2 separate regions of the Homo sapiens genome follow, and region 2 is linked to region 1. A link is an interaction called in ENCODE POLR2A ChIA-PET data of the cell type or tissue named here. Cell type or tissue: PC-3. All regions are shown on one strand. Links, peaks and the distances in the headings refer to the core of each region. The heading gives the core; the rest is flanking DNA. Region 1 has its middle 6.8 kb from the start of OSTC. Region 2 overlaps MCUB (mitochondrial calcium uniporter dominant negative subunit beta).

Region 1 (11,571 bases), core at 3,743-6,242:
TCCTTTTGGAGCAAGAGTTAAGAGTCACTGATTACATAAGTCCAGAGCATATTGACACATTATAGAGCCAATGTTTTTATATTTTTTTATTTGCTTGTTACTAAGCCCGTGGTTATTTTTACAGGATGCCATGTATTGGTTCTGCACTTCTAATTAGCTAACAACTCAATTGTTAAGAAATTGCTTGAAGACGGTAATGAAAATACTATCAAAACATTGTAGTATCCAATTCTAAGTACAGTTGAGGCTTGCTGCCCTTACTGTTCATTAGTGAGAGTCTCTCCCAGAGTCATATTGCCTATGTCTTAACGGAGCCACACGAATCTTAGGTTATGTAAAGGCCAATGATAACACCAATAATGAATGCATTTACACCAAAACCAGCGTTTATATGTAGGAAGTTTCTCTGGGCACTGTAAAGCAGAATGTTTCTGAAATTCCCACAGTTTTATAAGTAAGGAACACTTTGGAACAATTAAAATATTTTGCTTTGGTATGAAGAAAAAAATAAAAATAAAACATTTTGCTTTGGAAAAACATAGGGATTAAAGGTTTTTAAATTTCCTTTATAGCTTAAAAAGGAATCTAACATTAATTAACCACTGCTTGGCAGGTACTATGTTAAGTGATTTACATTTGTGCTTATATACTCTTCATGACAATTCTGTTAGGTAAATACTAGTATAACTGCTTTACATATGACAAAAGTGGCTCCTGGGAAGGGAAATAAACTCAAAAAGTGTAGTATAGTCTGTGACTGGATGAGACCTAAAAGGCAATTGCTGTAGAAGTAAATAGATTTAAGACGTTTAAAATGGTATACGTTTATATACTTATCCTTCTTCCTGTGTATACTAGGGACACATAATTTCTACCTACATTGTGGAAAACATATAAATTATTAATATATAATTTTTAAATGAAAAATTAATTTCATAAATAATAAAACTGCCAAGTCAGAACACACTGCATTCATCTATATGTTAAATTATTACTATCACTTTCCAAAAAGTAAGTTTGCTCCAGGAACCAATTCATTATTATTTTTTAACCTCTTAAGCTTTGAAATATTTTTCAACATGAGTTTGTAATATTCTATAAGCCACGTATAAAAGAGACCTTTCATGAGTAAGATATGCATATCTGTTATCATCCATGTCCTAACCCACAATTCCTACAGAAAAATGTTCTATTTAAACATAACATAAACTCTGTAACTGAAAACCAAAGAAATAATGAATATAGCAGTGGGCATTAGAGCATGCCCTTAAATAAACATATAATCAATCATTCAGTGGTTTTCTATTTATAGATGAAGAAGGAAAAATGTTGAGAGAAACACAGTTTACAATATAATATGCAGTAGAGCTGTCATCTTAAGCTACATATAAAAGCAAATGTTAATAATTCTTACTGTGCACAAGCAAATATATATTCAAAGAAGAAAAAAGTGTAAAGATGGTATCTACCAAGCTTTCTGTGTTCATTGTAGAATATTTTAATAAAAAGCCTTGAAGTCAGAAATGGTTCTGCCAGCCAAAAGAGAGGGAGAGCTCCACAAATAAGTTTTTAACTAAATTCTAAACAAACTAGAATTACAAAGGCTACAAATATTGTTGATTTCTGTTTATTTAAATATGTGTTGGAGAGGAAATTAGTAGCTTTGTTTTTTGTAGGATAATAATACTAATATTAACCTGGATTTTTATTTATGAAGACATTTTGCAGTTTGGTTGACAGTGTCTTGAATTATGTTCTTTCGCGCTAGGTTCTGTATAAGCATGAGTACGAAGCACTATTATGTCTCATGATCTAAATAAAAACTCTTTCTAATGCAATATTGTGGGGTTTGGTGTTATTGTTGTAGTTATTTTACATTTTGAAGGTTGTTTTTAAAATTATATGCAAGTAATGGCTGGGCACGGTGGCTCATGCCTGTAATCCCAGCACTTTGGGAGGCCTCCTCACCTGAGGTCAGCAGTTCGAACCCAGCCTGACTAACATGATGAAACCCCATCTTTACTAAAAAATACAAAATTAGCTGGGCATGGTGGTGTATGCCTCTAATCCCAGCTACTTGCAAGGCTGAGGCAGGAGAATGGCTTGAACCCGAGTGGCGGACGTTGCAGTGAGCCGAGATCGTGCCATTGCACTCCAGCCTGGGCAACAAGAGAGAAACTCCATCTCTAAAAATAAATGAATAAACAAATAAATAATGAAAATAAGAAATAAAATTATGCAAGTAAAACATAGGAACCTGCCCAATGTAAAATAATTAATTTATTCAAATATTAGAGACACATATGGAACGAGTTTCCCATTATCACTATTCTAATTTTAGTTCTCCTTCCAGAGGTAGTGAGATCACTGAGTTCTAGAATGTACAATTGGGATAAATGTACTCAGCAAATGGAAAAATCACCATATTGGTTTCCTGACCCATATTATGAGGGCTTTTATGGCAGGAAAGTCTAAGTGTAACCAGTAGAACTGCTTTTACCTACAGAAATAATAAATCTAAAGTGACTTCAGTGGCTGATGTGCTATCAAAGACTTGAAAGATGCTGAGTAGTGATTTCTGCCACATTTCGCTCAATTAACTTGGCCCTTGCAAAAGAAAGATGGACCTTGGAGAACAACAGTGGATTATTGTAAATTTAATCATGTGGTGACTCCAACTGCTGCTGCTATTCCACTTGTGGTTTTGTCGCTGGAGCACATCAACACATCTCGTGGCACCTGTTAGCTGTTCTGGCAAATGCTGTTTCTACTTATGCCTATGGTAAAGATCATCAGAAGAAGTTTGCTTTCAACTGGCAGAGTCAGCAACACACCTCCATTTCAGAATTATATCAATTCCCCAGCTCTATGTCATAATCTGATTTGCAGGAACTTTGATTGCCTTCTCATTCACAGAATATCACACTATGACATTGCATTGATAATATGCTCATTAGACAGTGATCTAAGTAGCAACTACAGTAGATATATTGTTAGGACAAATGCATGCCAGAGGATGGAAAAATAAGCACAATAAAATGTCAGGGTCTCCTCAGGGAAATGTCTAGGGGTTAAGTGATCTGTAATACATAGAAAGCTCTTTCAAAATAAAGGATATTTGCTGCACAATGCTCAATGGATGGACCACTTGCAACATATACTTCATTTGGTCATACCATTTTGATGTATTTGCTGAGCAATCCAATAAGCTGCTAGTTTTGATTGGGATCCTGAATAAGCAAAGGTTCTTCAATAGCAAACTGCTCTGCCACTTGGGCCATACAACTTAGTAGATCCAGTATTACTTGTAACGTCTGTGGTAGATAGGCATGCTTTATGAAGCTTTTGACAAGCCACTGTAGCACAGAGCCTTAGAGCTTTGGCGCAAACCTATGTCATCCTCTGTCAAGAAATAATCTCCAGGCTTGCCACTGAGATTATTTCACAGGCAGTCATTGACAAATGACTCTAGGCTTGCCACTGAACCTTAGTAGAGATGAAACTATTGACCGTGGGCAACAAGCTACCATGAAACTTGAACTACCCATCATTTGACAATTTGGCATTGTCTAATCTATCATCCAATAAACGTGGGTGTCTACAGCAGCATTCTATCATCAAATGAAAGCGTTGTGCATAAGATCAAGCTCAAGTAGATCTTGAAGGTACAAGTAAGTTGTACAAAAAATAGTTTCAAATGCATATGGCCCACATTCCTGCCACATTGTCTCTTTTCTCTCAACCTATATCTATGGCATTATACCTTCAGGCAACCTATGACCAGTTGACTGAAGAAGAAAGCCTGATTTACAGATAGTTCCACACAATGTGCTGGCACTCTCTGAAAGTAGATGGCTTTGCACAACAGCCTCACTATGAAGGAGAGTGGTAGGCCTGAAGGAAAGTGGTGAGGAAAAATCTTCCCATTGGGCAGAACTTTAGCAGTGTACCTGGTTGTTCATTTTGCCTGGAAGGAGCAACAGCAAGAATTGCAGATCAATCATTTAGTTAGATTGATGGGCAGTTCAATCATTTAGTCAGATGGTTGAAAAATGGGAAGGAACACAATAGGAAAATTACTGAGGAGGTCTGGAGGAGAGGCATGTGGATAGACCTTCCTGTAGGGGTCTATCCCTACAGGATATCTATGTAAAGATATTTGTGCCTTATGTGAGTGCTTACCAAAGAGCAATCTCTGCATAGGAAGATCTTTATAATTAGGTGGACAAGATGGCCCATTCTGTGGACATCAGTCAGCCTCTTTCCATATCCATTTGTGACCTTGCCCAAAGGACCTACAGATGAAGTGGCCATGGCAGGAGGGATGGAAGCTATGCATGGCCTTTCATTCACTAAGGCTGATCTGGCTAGAACCACTGCTGAGTGCCCAGCCTGCCACAGGAGAAACCAACAATGAGCCCACAATATGGCACTATTCTACAGGAGGATGAGCCAGACCTGGTGGCAAGTTAATTATATAGGACCAGGTCCAGTAGGCACTTGGTTTTTACTGAAGTAAACACACTAGAACAAAGTTTCCTTCCTTACGCATGATGCTGCTACCAAAATCACTATTCTGTAGGCCTAGGGAATGCCATAATCATCACCATGGTTTACTATACAGCATTGCTTCTGGCCAAGGAACTCATTTAACAGCAAATGAGTTGTGGCCATTGGCTCATGTTCATGAAACTTACTAGTCTTAGTATGTGAAATGGTGGAATGGTCTTTTGAAAACTCAGTTATGATGGCAACCCCTTTGGGAGCAGGTCCGTGTTTTCTAAGATACATATATGCAGTAAATCAGTAAGCAACATATTTCTCTCACAGTTAGAATTCACAAGTCCAGAAATCATGTGTAGGGAATGGGAATGGCTCCTCTTGCTTTTACTCAACTTAGGGCTCTACTGATCTAGAAGTATTAGTACCAAAGAAGAATACTTCCACCAAGGAACACATTAATGGTTCCATTAATTTGAGAGATGAGACTGTCAGCTAGCCACTTCACAAGTCCTCGTGCCAATGAATCAAGAAACAGATAAAAGAATACTTTATGGGCTAGGCAGATTTATCTTGACAATCAAGAGGAAATTAGATTGTCATCACAAAATAGTAGTAAGGAGGAGTATGTCTGGAATGCAGTAGATCCCCTGAGATGCCTTAGTAATCCCATATCCTGTGATAAACTTCAATGGAAAATTACAACAACCCAATAGAGCCAGGACTGTTAGTGGCTTAGACCTTTCAGGGATTAAGGTTTAGGTCACTCCAACAGGCAAGAAACCACAACCAGCTGAGATTTTTGCTGAGGGCAAAGACAATATGAAATGGGTAGTGGAAGAATGTAGTTATAAATACCAGCTATGACCATGTAAGCAGTTTTAGAAATAAGCACTGTAATAGTTAGGAGTATTTTATTTTGATACAAATATATTTTTGTGTATATTAACCAATTTTTTTCAGGCTCCCATTCTCCTAGTCAAATGTGATATACAATTTGTTGATAATATTTAAGCTCTCAGTGTTTAAGTAACCGGATATCAAAGAGGGAATATTGAATCACCTAGAAGAGAGATGATTATCACCCAAAAATGGATAAAAGGAGTTTGTTTCCTGTTTTGGGGAGACAGCATGTTTCAATTGTATGAGGGATAGTTACATTGCTAGGTGGAAGCATAATGTCGTTATTGCTCTTATTTAAAAATTAAGCAGGCCAGGCACAGTGGCTCATGCCTGTAATCCCAGCACGTTGGGAGGCCGAGGTGGGCAGATCATTTGACGTTAGGAGTTCAAGAGCAGCCTGACCAACATGGAGAAACCCTGTTTCTACTTAAAATACAAAATTAGCTGGGTGTAGCCCGGTGTGGTGGCACATGCCTGTAATCCCAGCTACTTGGGAGGCTGAGGCAGGAGAATCGCTTGAACCCGGGAGTCAGAGGTTGTGGTGAGCTGAGATCACACCATTGCACTCCAGCCTGGGCAACAAGAGAGAAACTCCATTTCAAAAAAAAAAAAAAAAAAAAAAAAAAATTAAGCTAGGCTGAGTGCGGTGGCTCATGCCTGTAATCCCAGCACTTTGGGAGGCCAAGGTGGGCAGATCATTTGAGGTCAGGAGTTCAAGACCAGCCTGGCCAACAAAGTGAAATCCCGTCTCTACTAAAAATACAAAAATTAGCTGGGCATGGTGGCCCACACCCGTAATCCCAGCTACTCGGGAGGCTGAGGCAGAAGAACTGCTTGAACCCAGGAGATGGAGGTTGCAGTGAGCCAAGATTGTTCCACTGCACTCCAGCCTATGCAACAGAGTGAGCTCCTTCTCAAAAAAAAAAAAAAAAAAATCAAGCCAAATGTGGTTCAGAAAGGTATATATAGATATTTAGTTGACAAGGAATCAACTGTGGTGGATTTGTATTGTGTTAACTTAGCTAAGCTGAACTACATCTCCCAGAATCCCTTCATTGCAGAGCTCTAAATTAGTATGGGCCATAAGAGACATCATTATTTTTAAGAAACATATTGTCTAACTAGTGAAGTAACTTTCCAACTGATCTTCAGTTATTTCTGAAACATTAAAAATACCCAATTAAAAATAGTGGACTAATTAAAAAAAATTGTAAAGCATTCATACCATGTAATATTATACAGCTATTAAAAAGCACACTGTGGAAATTTATTTTCTGGAATGGACAGATGTCCAAAATAGCTGTTTTTTTCTGAGACAGAGTCTCACTCTGTCACTCAGGGTAGAGCGCAGTGGTGCAGTCATGGCTCACTGCATTCTTGACCTCCTGGGCTCAAGCAATCCTCCTGCCTCAGCCTCCCGAGTAGCTGCGACTACAGGCACACGCCACCTTACCTGGCTAATTTTTGTGTTTTTTTATTGTAGAGATAGGGTTTCACTATGCTGCTTAGGCTGGTCTCGAACTCCTGGGCTCAAGAAATCCACCCACCTTGGTCTCCCAAAGTGCTGGGATTACAGGCATGAGCCACCATGCCCGGCCTCCACAATAGGCTTAAAATGAAGAAAATCAGACCATAAAATTGTATGTAGAGTACTGGCTTATTTGTTATTGTATGTATTTTCCACTGGAAAAAAGTCTGAAGGAACATAAAGATGACTGTGTCTATGTGATGTGATTATAGATTATTTTTCCCTTCTTTGAAACTACTTGTATTTCCTAATTTTTCTGTAATAAGCATATATTACTTTTGTAATTAAAATAAACTTTTATAATAGTACTTTGTAAGAACACAAAGTACTTTCTGGTCTTACATCAGCACATCTGTCTCTCTACCCAGGTGTCCACTGCTGTATTCTGTAAGAGATGCATAATAATGCTTCTCATATTTGCTTACATTCAAGTAGGAGTGATTGGATGTTTATTACTATGTACCATTACACAGCCAATTGTAATATCAGAAACTCAGTGTCTCAAATTCAGGGACAAAATATTTTTCACCATGGAATTCCTACCACCTCTCACAGTGCTGGCACATAGTAGGACTCATTAAATAAGTTGAATGAATCAATAAATGAACCCGATTCTTCCATTTCCTTTGATCCTTCAAGGTGTCATCTTAGCAATTGTACTTCCTTAATGTTTATTTAGTTTGTTCCCTCCTTTCTACCTCCACCACCACTTATTAATTCAGATCCACATGATGTCCTGCCTCTATTTCTCTCTACATTGCAGCCAGGGTGCATTGTTTAAGAAACTGAACAAATCTCATTATGCCAATCAAGATGCTGTCTTTACTGCTAGCTAGAGAGAAGTAAGTAGCTAAACAGGAAGTAAAATTTGGTTCTTTTTATTCACTACTGCCTTCTTTGCTATGTTACAACTCCTTTCCATATTTTAATACTTGTTTTGTGGAAATACGCCTAATCTCACACACTTCCCTCCGTTTCCTTGCCAAGATGGGAATCAATGACAGCAGGCAGGGCCGGGCACGGTGGCTCATGCCTGTAATCCCAGCACATTGGGTGGTGGAGGCCAGTGGATAACCTGAGGTCAAGACTTCGAGACCAGCCTGGCCAACATGGCAAAACTCCATCTCACTAAAAATACAAAATTAGCTGAGCGTCGTAGTAGGCATCTGTAATCCAAGCTACTCGGGAAGCTGAGGCACGAGAATCACTTGAACCCAGGAGGTGCAGGCTGCCGTGAACTGAGATTTCGCCACTGCATTCCAGCCTGGGCAACAGAGACTCTGTCTCAAAAACAAACAAACAAAAAGACAGTAGGCAGTAGTGTTGTTGATGACAACGTTCATCACTCATTCATTCATTCATCAAGCATTTATGGATCATGTAGCAGAAACAAGCTGTCTTAAATGCTGTCAGTGCCAAGATAACCAGTGCATAACTCTTATCCCCAAGAAACTGTTATCCTAGTCTGAGGAGAATACACGCTATGGCAGAACTGCCTGAGAAGCACATGCCTATTGGAGGTTTGGGCCAATTGGGCTTTGAGAGACCTGAGGAAATAGTGATTAATTATCACAGGTAGGCAGTGCACAGTGGCTCACGCCTGTAATCACAGCATTTTGAGAGGCCGAGGCAGGTGGATCACTTGAGGTCAGGAATAGGAGGTCAGGAACGGCCTGGCCAACATAGTGAAACCCCGCCTCTACTAAAAATACAAAAATTAGCTGGGCATGCTGGCGCATGTGTGTAATCCCAGTTACTTGGAGGCTGAGGCAGGAGAATCGCTTGAACCCAGGAGGCAGAGGTTGCAGTGAGCCGAGATCGCACCATTGCACTCCAGCCTGGACGACACAGCAAGACTCTCTCTCAAAAAAAAAAAAAAAAAATTCTCAAACAGGTAGGGAAAAGGCAGGCTTACAGAAGTGCTCACATTTGAGCAGGAGCATTGATAGAAGAGCTGGATTCCTCGGTTGGGAAAAGGCTTTCAGGCATTCGGACAAGGCTGAGCAAAGGCAGAGAGATGGGAAAGCCCCAAAGGTGGTAACAGAGTGATGGTGATCATGGAGGAGTAAAAGTGGAGATGCGACCTAAAAAAGAAGAAGCCTGACTAGACAGGGTCTTTCAAAGTCATGATGCTTTTAGATTTCATTATATAGGCATAAAGAAGTATTGAAGGATTTTAAAACTTGAAATGATTAGTATTGTGTTTGGAAGAATAGATGGGATGACAGAAAGACTTGAGGCAGAGAAACCTTTTAGGACCTTAGTGTGGAAGTCCAGATGAGAGACAGCGAGGGGCTGAGACAGACTGTGAGTGAGGAGAGCAGGGAAGGTGGTGGTAAAGCAAAAGCTATAAAATACCTTTTTTTTTTTTTCTTTTCTGTGAGCCTGTGTCTCACTCTGTCGCCAGGCTGGAGTGCAGTGGCTCGATCTCGGCTCACTGCAACCTCTGACTCCCTGGTTCAAGCGATTCTCCTGCCTTAGCCTCCTGAGTAGCTGGGATTACAGGTACCTCCCACCACACCCAGCTAATACTTTTATTTTTAGTAGAGACGGGGTTTCACCATGTTGGCCAGGATGGCCTCGATCTCCTGACCTTGTGATCCGCCCCCCTTGGCCTCCCAAAGTGCTGGGATTACAGGTGTGAGCCACTGCACCCCACCATAAGATCTTTCTGTGCAGATAGAAATATGAGAATTTGATTAAAAATAAATATAGGGCTTGAACACTCTGGAAAGAGAGGGCTCTGATGAAAGTGAATTGTGTAACAATGGCTCCAGGCTACACTACAGCTGTGTCCAAGAGCTGGACCAGGGAAGGCTTTTCCTGGAACCAGAGAAAGAGAATGGGAAAATGGCCAGGATAGAGCAGTAATTCCATGGATAGCAAGAGGCAAGGTCAGAACAGAGCTTCTGCACCCCAGGGACTCTGATTATACACGCACCCCTCCCATCACCCCCAACCCACCCAAGCCTCACAGAGGGGCATGCAAGGAGTGGGAGACAGAGGTTCTGCCACCTGCCTGATGAGAACTATTATTCTAGAAGGACCCTCCAGGAGGGACCTAGGCAGAGTTGGGAAGATGGTCGCTGGAGCATGGGAAAGAGGTTTAGGGTTGGAGATCCAGGAATCAGCAGCATGTGGAGGATAATGGAAGTCATCACAGTGGAAGAATGTGTCTACACGTGAGGTGGAACTGGTCAGGGTTGTTATTGGGAGGGTCATAGACCTCCTTGCAGAGCTGATAAAAGCTATGAACTCCTTCCTAGAAAAATGCACGTGCACACAGACACACACACACACACACCAAATGTAGTGTATAATTACAGGAAATTCACAGAGTAAAGTTAAAAGAGTGAGAGAGAAGAAAGCTGAAGATGGATGCCTAGGGAATCACCCCCATAATTAGGAGGATACTACAAAGTAAATACAGCAAGATCAAAGGAACAGAAGAGCCAAGGGAGCGATAGCAAAGAAGCCTTGGAAAGGGAAGTTTCCAGCATGTCAGATAGATTGAAATTGAAAGAAGACATTTAGCTTGACAATTAGACATTGGTGATTTTTGGCCAGTAAGTACAACATATTGTCAAGCACACAGTATTATAATGACTTGAGTTACTGAGCACAGTGCCTGGGACATAGTATCATGATAAATGCTTGTAAATATTTGATGAATTAATTCATTAATTTCAGTAGCATGTTGGCAGGAGAAGCCAGATTGCAGAGGGGAGAAGTAGTGATAGGAATTTTAAAAATAATAGTAGTGAATGATTCATGGCACCCAACACAGCTGGGTATGAACAGAAGAAGAGAGCTGAAGTGGTAATGACAGAGGTTTTTATGGATGATGAGACTTGGGCATGTTTGTGTAAGACGAGAGAATAAAACTGTGGAGAGGAAGGGACCAAGGATGTCAGAGGGAAGGGAAGGAGTTAAGTAACTGAACAAAATTAGGGCCATGGCAAGAGAGTATGGGATAGAGTTCAACAGAGGTAAAATTTACCTTGGAAAAGATGCATGCCATCTTCTAAAGAAAAGAGAGCAGAAAGAAGATTAGAGGTATAAGGCAACCAACAGTTAGGATTTACTATGCACAGCAATTATATTAGGTTGTCTTACTTAATCCATCCAACAATTCTTTGGAGTAGGCATTATTAGTTTCATTTTTTAGATAAGAAAACTGAGGCTCATAGAAATTGGGCAACATGCTCAAGTTGACACAGCCAGAGATTGATAGAGCTCCAGTTTACCAATTTCAAAGCCCATGCTTTTACATACATTAAAGTTTTGAGGTGCCAAAGATGAAAAGGGAGTTACAGAAGTTCATAACTGATAGTTTCTACATTTACAGATATTATAAGGCTGCTGAGAGTGAGAGTGAGTGTTGCATTAGGAAGAGAGGTAAAGAGTTGGGAGCTGTCCTCTGTGAAGAATAAATTGTTTTGCAACATTAGGGACCCAGGTTAAAACAAAAAAACACTCACACAGGCACATAGATATTAAAATGTGTTAAAGAAAAATAACTGTAGATCTACACGTTTTTTACCTCACTTGCAAAGCTGTTGCAATTCAACTAAATAACAACAGCATTTTTCTCACAGCTGCCCACATGTAATTCTTTTCTGTGGCCAGAGTAGGGCAGG
Region 2 (2,500 bases), core at 1-2,500, 990 kb before region 1:
CTCTGAACCAGCGTTCAGCAAACCATGGCCCATGAGCTAAGATTTTTTTTAATCTTTTCAAAACACTGTTTAAGAAAAAGAAGAATATGAAACAGATACATATGTGGTCAGAAAACCTAAAATATTTACTATCTGGCCCTTCACAGAGAAAGTACACTGACCTCTGCTGTAAATAAATTTCAATAATGGAGGGATGTATTATTTCAGTTTTGTTCTTTGGATCTTAGTGCTCCTTAATAACATTTATCTAGGCTGAGATTCGGACCTCTTCAAAGAGGGTGTGGTTATTGGCTACATGAGAAATACACAAGCATCAGCGCCAAAGAGCCAGAGGTGGGCTGTGAAAGGGGCCTGCCGTTTGTCAGCAGTGTAAACAGGACCAAGCTGTTCTCTAGACCAGCCCTCTTGGTGGGAGGAAACCAGCCAGAAGACTGGGCTGGAGCTGCCTGAGAAACAGCCTGCAGGTGGGGAGAGAAAGGTCTGAGAGTGCTGCTTAAGTTGATCTGTGAGGACCCCTGGGCTGAATAAAGGAAGGTGAAACAGAACTGGAAGGACAGTACCGATCTACTGTTGCCACCATGCATTGTCTCCCCAGGTCCTGCACTGACAGAGCCTAAAGCTGCACAGCTGGTAAAGGAGAAATGTTGACAGAGTCCAACTCCAATATCACAAAGCAGGGCAAAGAACTATAGATTTGGGGCTGACGGATAATAAATTAATAACTGAAACTATACTTCCTCTTTTTTTCCTTACTGCACTTTGCACTGCACTTTTTAAAGGAAAATCCTGCGAACATGTATTGTGTCCAAAGCATATATTTAATATTTACCACAATATTTAGTACATATGCCACAGGCACTCAATTTCTATTATTTATTTTCTGAATAAAAAAGAGCTATGTGAAGGAGTTTCACATTCCTATCTAGTTATCTGATGTTGGGAGATGAAAAATAAAAGAGGTGTGATAGTTGAAAAGAAAAACAGATTCCTAGAGTCACAAAACATGAGAGATGAGTAAAGCTCATCAACTAGAAATGTGTTGACATCAGAAGCCACAAATCAAGTGCCCGTGTGTAGTGTGGTGTTAAACATCACAACAAACAGAACTGTACAGATTGTGTGCATACTCAGTTTCTAATTGAGCGGAAATTATTTATATAATAACTTGCTTCCTCTGAAAGATTATCCTCTATGGCAAATTATACTAGCTTGATCTCATCTGAGTTGCCACTGACTTCTGTCCAGAAATTGAGTATCTAGGCAGAAAAGGTGAAAAAGAGAATAAACTATCATATAAAGAATCAAAAAGAATTCTGTATGTTGTCAGGTCTGCGAAATGGTGAAGCTCAGGGACTCTTCAAATAATGAGTCAGCTTGTATAATAGGAAGTCCAGGAACGGCAGTACATTTAATGCAAGAATAAAAAAACAATTTTGCAGGCCAGGCGCAGTGGCTCACGCCTGTAATCCCAGCACTTTGGGAGGCTGAGGCGGGTGGGTCACCTGATGTTGGGAGTTCAAGGCCAGCCTGACCAACACGGAGAAACTCCGTCTCTACTAAAAATACAAAATTAGCTGGGCGTGGTGGTGCATGCCTGTAATCCCAGCTACTCGGGAGGCTCAGACAGGAGAATTGCTTGAACCCAGGAGGCAGAGGTTGCGGTGAGCCAAGATCATGCCATTGCACTCCAGCCTGGGCAATAAGAGCAAAAAATCCATCTCAAAAAACAAAAACAAACAAACAAACAAAAAACAGAATTTTGCAGCTGAAATCATTTATGTATCATCTGACTTATATTATCTGACTGAAAACTCCCAAGAAAAAAAAATTTAGATAATGAAGAAAAAAATTTTTTTAGAGATGGGGTCTCACTGTGTCACCCAGGCTGGAATGTAGAGGTATGATCATAGCTCACTGCAGCCTCCAACTCCTGGGCTCAAGTGATCCTCTCTCCTCAGCCTCCTGAGTAGCTGCGACTACAGGCTTGCACCACGAAATCTGGCTGTTTTTTATTTTATTTTTTCAGAGACAAGGTATTGCTATGTTGACCATGCTGGTCTTGAATTCCTGCCTCAAGTGATGCTCCCACTTCAGCCTCTCAAGTAGCTGGGATTATAGGCACAAGCCACCGCACCCAACAAGAATTCTTTTTTAATCTGATAAAAAGAAAAAAAGCAGCTATGTTTCCTGTAATACTATGAAATATATATTTGGTCTACTTCCCCGTTTCCTGGCAGAAGCTCTTAAAATCCTTGGAATCTTCAAAGTGGTAAGTGTCTTTTATATGCTAATGTGTTGACCGATAGCTGCCAGCTCCTAGGTAGCTTCAGGACGGGAGCTACTCACTAGAAGGACCAAGGCAGGATTAGAGGGTTGGGACTTTCAGCCCCACTGCCCAATCTCCAGGAAGTGGGGGAGAAGCTGAAGGTTAAGTTGATCACCAATGGCCAAACGTTTAATGAATCATTCCTACATAATAAAGCTTCCCTAAAAATCCAAA

The links. Peaks named below come from ENCODE experiments on the same cell type or tissue, not always from the same donor. Only the 100,000 strongest peaks of a DNase experiment are listed, where the experiment ranks them.
Region 2: POLR2A ChIA-PET joins it to region 1 with 5 read pairs; 2 of 35 experiments call an interaction of 5 or more read pairs at or near these places.

The regions. Positions count from the first base shown.
Region 1 is chr4:108,638,046-108,649,616 of GRCh38, reverse strand. No RefSeq gene overlaps it. Among named protein-coding and RNA genes, the nearest start is that of OSTC, 6.8 kb to the left of the region's middle. In PC-3, for the core only: no CTCF peak of the experiment used is centred there; a DNase peak (open chromatin) is centred at 5,206.
Region 2 is chr4:109,629,819-109,632,318 of GRCh38, reverse strand. The region is part of intron 1 of MCUB (mitochondrial calcium uniporter dominant negative subunit beta); the gene reads right to left. Among named protein-coding and RNA genes, the nearest start is that of MCUB, 71 kb to the right of the region's middle. In PC-3, for the core only: no CTCF peak of the experiment used is centred there; no DNase peak of the experiment used is centred there; H3K27ac peaks cover 994 bases.